Regions from separate parts of the Homo sapiens genome. Here region 1 is linked to region 2. The links are chromatin loops, found by intact Hi-C in ENCODE. Cell type or tissue: endothelial cell of umbilical vein. All regions are shown on one strand. Region 1 overlaps PIWIL3 (piwi like RNA-mediated gene silencing 3). Region 2 holds the start of LOC105372962 (a long non-coding RNA gene).

What was found. A loop is a pair of places that touch in the nucleus more often than their neighbours do. Peaks named below come from ENCODE experiments on the same cell type or tissue, not always from the same donor. Only the 100,000 strongest peaks of a DNase experiment are listed, where the experiment ranks them.
Region 1: a loop joins it to region 2, with 14 times the contacts of the local background. A loop is called at or near these places in 11 of 110 quality-filtered maps.

What each region holds. Positions count from the first base shown.
Region 1 is chr22:24,756,555-24,760,554 of GRCh38, forward strand. PIWIL3 (piwi like RNA-mediated gene silencing 3) reads right to left here. Exons shown (of 21, transcript NM_001255975.1): 3 at 3,315-3,435; 4 at 1,354-1,485; 5 at 1-151. Among named protein-coding and RNA genes, the nearest start is that of PIWIL3, 16 kb to the right of the region's middle. In endothelial cell of umbilical vein, a CTCF peak has its summit at 1,828 (motif pointing left); a DNase peak (open chromatin) is centred at 1,807.
Region 2 is chr22:24,704,745-24,708,744 of GRCh38, forward strand. It overlaps LOC105372962 (a long non-coding RNA gene), which reads right to left and starts at 3,002. Exons shown (of 3, transcript XR_938084.3): 1 at 2,850-3,002; 2 at 2,548-2,710. In endothelial cell of umbilical vein, a CTCF peak has its summit at 1,526; no DNase peak of the experiment used is centred here; H3K27me3 peaks cover 712 bases.

The DNA.
Region 1 (4,000 bases), 52 kb after region 2:
TTCCTTCTATGTTGATCAAGTAAAATTGTACGGAGATTTCCATCTTCTATGTCTGGTTTGTAGTCAACGTTGTATTTATATGCAACCCACTGAGGACGAGATATCACTCGGAAGTGGTTGGCGAGTAGCTGTACCACTGTACCCTCTGAACCTGAAAAATGGAGCCACATGACAATAAAGAAACAGACTGATTGGGCCCAAAACAAACAGTTTGGACACTACAATATTAAAAGCCAAAGTTAGGGCTGGGCACGGTGGCTCACGCCTCTAATCCCAGCACTCTGGGAGGCCAAGGCGGGTGGATCACCTGACATCAGGAGTTCCAGACCTGCCTGGCCAACATGGTGACCCCATATCTACTAAAAATACAAAAAGTTAGCTGGGCACAGTGGCAGGTGCCTATAATCCCAGCTACTCGGAAGGCTGAGACAGGAGAATCACTTGAACCCAGGAGGCAGAGGTTGCAGTGAGCTGAGATCATACTATTGCCCTCCAGCCTGGACAACAAGAGCTAAACTCCGTCTCAAAAAAAAAAAAAAAAAAAAAAAGAAAAGAAAAGAAAAGCCAAAGTTAGGTCAGACAAGGAGATAAATGACATTTGTAATGCACCTGATGTCCAGAATGCCTATCAATTCAATGAGCCCTTATGCAAGCATACATTTAGGAAGTTTAAGATACTGAATAGATTGAAAATTAGAACATTTGTGGTTTCCAAAAGGAGAGAAAGCGCCACCCTATGTAATAATATTTAATTTTAAAAAAAGTCTCACTGCAGGCCAGGGCACAGTGGCTCACACCTATAATCCCAGCCCTTTGGGAGGCCCAGGTGGGAGGATGGTTTGGGCCAGGAGTTCCAGACCAGCTTGGGCAAGGTGGGAGGCACCTCTACTTACAGTGATGACAGAAGCTTTCCAGAATCTATTAAAGTTTTTATCGAAAGTTTAAAATGGGCCAGGTGTGGTAGCTCATTCCTGTAATCTCAGCAGTTTGGAAGGCCCAGGTGTAAGGATGGCTTGGGCCAGTTCTAGACCAGCAAGACCGTGTCTCTACAAAATTTACATACACACACACACACACACACACATATATAAAATATGTATATATTACACACACACACACACACACACACACACACACACACACACATTCGGGCATGGTGGTGCCCACCTGTAGTCCCAGCTACTTGAGCTGGGATCAGCTCAGGATCAGCTGAGCCCAGGAGTTTGAGGCTAAAGTGAGCATCACTGTACTCCAGCCTGGGCGACAGAGCAGGACCTTGTCTCTCAATGAAAAAAAAAAAAAAAAAGTTAAAAACGAACAGCTCCATAAACATTGAGTTCTAGACCAACATACCTGTTTTTGAGTCTTTAACATGCTTCATATCTTGCCTGGTGTTCACCACCAGGTCTTGAAAAACTCCACCAATCCTTCTCTCCTGCAAGGGCGCTGTATGCAACCCAGCCTCAGGTCCAGGTTCCTTCACCCCTGCATAAATGTAAACGCCAGAAGTTTAAACAATAAAAAGGGAAGAATAGAAAAGACAGCATTAACACCCAGCATAAGTTTGTTAGAGGTAGAAAAGATGCCACCCAAGGTTCCAAAACACATTTCCGTGATATGTTGCCGCAAAAGCGTAACCTTACCCAGAAACCTTTCCCAAGGAGTCCCCAGTTCACATCCGTGGTTGCCTTGGCACTTTATTCATTCCTGCTACATATGTGCCCCATTTCTTTGGGTATTTGTTCATGGTACAAGATTCTAGAAACTTTGGTTCTGTCTTTAAGCCTATCTCCTGGCGCTATGCTGCCCCCTAGTGGGCATCATAAAATGCCAAATAAGCCAATCATTTAAAAAATCTATAAAACTGGCTTTTAATACAAAACTGATCTATCCTTTCTATTAAGAGCAACTAGGAAAGGATCACACTCACTATTTCAACTTACATTCTAAGGTTCATATCGATGTAGCTATTCTACAAAGTTAACATTTAAATGACAGCACAATGCGGTCTTTCAGTGACGAGAGGCATCCTGAAGGAATACGCACACGTTATTGTAAATCCCGTACACCTAAATGGCCAAGACGTCTGTGCCTTGGGTTACAATAATGGTTTGCCTCAAAATTTTACTTCTGGAGTCTAGTTTTTAGTTTATGATGATCTTACAAAGTAAGTGTCTCCATTTCTGTGACAGACTAACTACATTTTACACATAAAATTTGAAACAATTTTATCAAACTCCCAACTAGTTCCTGACACATCCAGCAATCAAATTCATCATATTAAAATGTCAGCAAAAGAAAACAGGTATCCTAGCTTGGCACCTTGGCACTCGCTACAAACCACATACTTTTATCTTTTCAGACGGAGTCTAACTGTCACCCAGGCTGCAGTGCAGTGGCACTGTCTCAGCTCACTGGAACCTCTGCCTCCTGGGTTCAAGTGATTCTCCTGCCTCAGCCTCCCTAGTAGCTGGGACTACAGGCGCATACCACCATGCCCAGCTAATTTGTATATTTTTGGTAAAGATGGGATTTTGCCATGTTGGCCAATCTGGTCTTGAACTTCTGGCCTCAAGTGATCCACCCACCCGGGCCTCCCAAAGTGCTGATGTGAGCCACTGCACCCAGTCCATGTAATTTACACATACTATTTAATAACAACCCTTCAGATAGGATCTGATTATTAAAAATGTGTTTTAATTTATTCAAATGTATAAGCTCATTTTATAGGTTCTGGATTTTGTAACCATTTGTTAATATTTATCTATAATACAATTCTTTTTTAGTGTTTCAAGTTTTGACTCATCACAAGCTATTTTGCTATAGAAAGCAAAGAGGAGAATCCAGACTGAAGTTGGATCACATTAGCCGAAACCTTAGCAAATGACAATATCTGAGCCTGTGTGCATGAGTGCTGTATAAACGAGGATAACCTGTCAGCCTGCAATGTAGGTAACAGGTTCAACCTGTTAATGCCACAATTTAAAGAGGAAAGAAAATGGTGTTCTTAGAATTCCATTAAGTTAACTTAGAGTTATCATCTGCAGATGTGTCATCTAAATTTGAAAAGCAATTATGTTGAACTGGCCAATAAACAGTGACCTCCATCTCCCTTCCACAAGTTAAGACACAAGGTGAAGAAAACACCATCAGATAATTCACTGCACAAAGAGAGACAGTTGCAAGCTGCACACACTTCCCATCCCACCAAACCTCACGGGAGTCCTGAGGCTATCTAGAACCTTCTACCGCTGTGGTAGCCCTTCACACATGAAGCATCCCCTGCCCCTCATGTCCTTCTTGCTTCCTTTCACCTTGAGACTGTGCTCCTCCTCCTGCTCCTCCTCTTGCTGCTCTTGGCTGCAGAGGTCTAACCACTGGGACTTCCTCCTGCAGCGGCCGGGGTGTCGACTGCAACTGAGGGGGCTCCTGGGTCTGCATGTTTTTGGAAATAGAAATAATGAGCAGTGCCCTACTGTGTTCATTCTCCCTCCAAATGGCACTCGCAGGGCACAAGGCAAAGGAACTTCCTCTGAAAAGCTCACATTCCAGTGACATAAACTAAGTTGTAATAAGCAACATACATAGCACCTTGTGTGGTAATTGCTAAGGAAAAAAACAAAAAAAGGACAAAACAAACCGAGGAGAATCAGGAATTACTGGGAAGGTAGGGTGTGAAGGGGCAGGTTTCACTAGCTGATGGGGGCAAAAGCGGGCCTCAGTGAGAAAGTGACACAGAACCCAAGACTTGGAGGTACTGAGTGAATTAGCAAAGTTACCCAAGCCAGCAGTGGAAGAAAAAGAGCAGAGTTCTGCAGTTGGGAACGTTCAAGGAAGAATGAGGCAGCCAGTGTGGCTGGAAGAAGAGGGTGAGAGATGTCAGTGAGATGAAGGGAAGGAGGTCATTTTAAGGAAATTGCTTCTGACTGATAAAATGAGAGCTGTGACAGAGGCCAGGTGCAGTGGCTCACGCCTGTAATCCCAGCACTTTGGGAGGCCG
Region 2 (4,000 bases):
TCACGCCATTCTCCTGCCTCAGCCTCCCGAGTAGCTGGGACTACAGGCACCTGCCACCACGCCTGGCTAATTTTTTGTATTTTTAGTAGAGACAGGGTTTCACCGTGTTAGCCAGGATGGTCTGGATCTTCTGACCTCATGATCCGCCCACCTCGGCCTCCCAAAGTGCTGGGATTGCAGGCATGAGCCACCAAGCCCAGCTGGCAATTGAAAAATTCTTAGCCCCAGGAGAAAGAAGTACAGGTGCTGAGGACAGGCCCTCTCCCAGACAGTTTGTTTATAAGCTGAGGCTGCCATTCATGTTTGACACTGTCTTGTCCGGAAACGGTATGTATCACATTACGTATATTGCCAGATTTTCATACATGAACCAATTTGAAATGAAATAAAACAACAAAGCATCATGTCTATTTTGGACAAAAACAGGCAATCTTTCCTTACTGTGACTCTTCCTCCAGCAGCCTCTCAGGGAGGCCAGGAGGACAGAGTGTCTGGCTGGCAGTGTATTGGCAGTGTTGCTTATGGATGACTCGGGGCCCTAGCTTGAGATGGACGCAGCACTGGCGTGCACAGGTGTGGTAGGTTTGCCGCATGGGCTCAGCTGCTGCTGGGCCATCCTCCTGGGTGGGAGAGGCTTGGAAAAGAGGAGCAGGACTGGGATGAGGTTCAGAGTCCTCAGCTGTGGAGCTAGAGGCCACCTAAACCAACAGGAAATGGGCCAGGCATGGTGGCTCAAGCCTGTAATCCCAGCACTTTGGGAGACCGAGGCGGGCAGATCACGAGGTCAGGAGATCGAGACCATCCTGGCTAACACGGTGAAACCCCGTCTCTACTAAAAATACAAAAAATTAGCCGGGCGTGGTGGCGGGTGCCTGTAGTCCCAGGTACTAGGGAGGCTGAGGCAGGAGAATGGTGTGAACCCGGGAGGCGAAGCTTGCAGTGAGCTGAGATCGCGCCACTGCACTCCAGCCTGGGCGACAGAGCGAGACTCCACCTCAAAAAAAAAAAAATCGACAGGAAATGCTCAGTCTCCCCTGTGCCCAACTCTACACTGTGATGCAACAAGAGCGTCCCTCACCTCTCCCGCCACGTTGAACTTGCCGCTGAATTGCCACTATCTCCCTGACCTCTCCCTAGACCACCTCAGCCTCCAGGGACCTACATATGCCGCCGGTGCATTTCTCCTTTGTCACATAAGGTTTTGTGATTGACGAAAAGCAATCTTACTTTGGGAGCCTGGGTCTATACAAAATATTGTATTATATTTATTCACTAAGCCTATTTCTTAAAGATAATCAGTTACAGATATTTTGAAAATACAACGTCAGGTCACTTAAAAATACCCGCTGTTTCCCATGTGGTAGGTCTGCTCGCAGGCTTGCATTTCTATCCCACGTCTGTGCTCCTTGGTCAGAGGCGCTCCTGCTCACACAGGCAGGAAGGGCGGCTCCTCATAGAGGGAGGTGTGGGCCGGGAGCTGATGCTCTAACTCTGCTGCACCAGGGAGCTTCAACGAGGCTGACAGGCCTCACTGACCACCAGGGGTCCTGCTGGTTCTAATTCATCAGTGTCCATGGGTAGCTCACAGAATTTGAGTATTTCTGAGGATTTTTTCCTGGCTTTATTGAGGCATAATTGAAAAATTTTAAAATGTGTATATATAAAGTGTACAATGTGAAGTTTTGATATATGCAAACTATGAAATGACCACCATCAAGCTAATGAACGTATCCATCGCTTCACATTGTTGCCATTTGTGTGTGTGGTGAGGATATTCGAGGTGCACTTTCTCATAGATCTCGAGCGTGCAATTAATCACTATGAACTACGGTCACCATGCTGCGTGTCAGGTCTCCAGAACGTACTCATCGCATCACTGAAACTTTGTGCCCTTTCACCGTCTTCCCCATCTTTTTCATTCTCCGACACCACCCTTCTACTCTGTTTCCATGACTTGGACATTTTAGGCTAATGGCTGGGCAAAAATCTGTGGTATGTACACAGAGAGATGACATCAGCTATGTGAGCACGGGGGCCGCCTTTTAACCATGAGTGGTGTCTTGGAACTCCGTATGCCCAGGTACTTCCAGGCATATACATGGGGGTGGGTCACCCCTGCACTGCGACCAGTGAGCCTGCCGCTGAGTGATGAATGCCACCCAGTAGTCTTGAGCTTCCACATGCCCCGCCCCCCACCACTCACCCTGCAGCTCTCTCACAGAGAAGCTCAGGAGCCTGGGTCATTCTCTGTACCTCATTTTCCGAGGCGTGGGGCTGGAAAGCCCGTGGGCAAGGCTGTGGTGAGCCATGAATGCGTCAATGTGTGGAAAGCCCACAGCGGCGGTGGGGTTCCCTTGGAGAATGTAGATGAGGCACCTGTGCTGTGTAGGTGGGACACATCCCCTGAGGAGACACACTCCCACACACATTCACAGTCACACCACACGACACCCACGCAGACCCCCCAGAGCCCCATGCACAAAAACCCACCCACCTAGAGGGACATGGCTGCTCCAGGGACTGTACGATGAGGCCACGGTTCTTTACCTGCAAAAACCGCTCCTTCCACCACCCCTGCCTGGTGGCCAGCAGGAAGCTGGAGTCAGATCTCCAGACTGAAGCCAGCAGGAAAGCCCCGCCTTTCTTTTCATCTGGATTTTTCAGCAGCAAGTCAGTGATTGCAGAATACAGACTCCTTTCCTGAGGCCACCTACAATTACAGGAGAGAAGAGACCATGAAGACCAAGTCACGTACGTGGTGTTTCTCAGGCCTTTTGTTCCCCCTGTGAACACAGAATCCCAGATGGAAAGCAGTGGTCAAAGGCTCCAGAAGCCAGCACAGACGACACCTTGTGGGAGGTGCAGGCTCTCCCTGGCAGACGCGTCTCTCTAGTTCACTGTGGCTGCCAATCACAAAACTCTTAATCCAGAGAGAACTTGCTGCTGAGCAAAACTTCCCCTTTCACACAGCTTGAAGCCTGATGTTGCCCCTCCTGACTGTCCTCTCTAACCAGTGTCTTCTGCAAGAGTCGGCCAGAGTCAGTGCAGGCTGCTAGAACAATACTGGCTGGGCGTGGTGGCTCCTGGCTCTTATCCCAGCACTTCGGGAGGCTGAGGCAGGTGGATCACCTGAGGTCAGGTGTTTGAGACCAGCCTGGTGAACATGGTGAAACCCCGACCCTTCTAAAAATACAAAAATTAAGCCAGGCATGGTGGCTGGCGCCTGTAATCCCAGCATTTTGGGAGGCTGAGGCGGGCAGATCGCTTGAGCCCAGGAGTTGGAGACCAGCCTGGGCAACACGGCAAAACCCATCTCTAGTTTTTTTTAAAAAAGGAAAAAAAATCAAAGAGGAGAAAACACTTCCTAACTCATTATATAAGGCCCTCCTTACCCTGATGCCAAAAGAGACAAAGACTCTACAAGAACATAAAACTACAGTATCCTTTATCAATATTAATGCAAAAATCAACGAAATACTAGCAAACCTTATACCATAATGAATGGATTATATACCAGGAGCACATGGAATTTTTTCTCAGAGTGGAAGGATCGTTCAACATAGGAAAATCAGTCAAAGTAATACACCACATTAATAGAATGAAGGAGAGAAAAGCACATGGTAGAGAAAAAGCTTTGACAAAATTCAACTCATTTTTGATAAAAACAAGGAATGGCCGAAAACTCCCTTAACATAAGACATAGATGAGAAACCCACAGCTAACACCATACTCAATGCTGAAAAACTCAAAGCTTTTCCCCTAAGGCTATGAACTAGACAATGATATCGGCTTTCATGACCTTAATAAATTATTGTGGTAAGAAAACCCATGAGACATACCCTCTTAACTACTTTTTGTTTTCGTGGGGGTATTTTTTGTTTTTTGTTTTTTGTTTTGTTTTTTGTTTTGAGACAGAATCTCACTTTGTTGCCCAGACTGGAGTGCAGTGGTGCGATATCAGTTCACCACAACCTCTGCCTTCGGGTTCAAGCAATTCTCC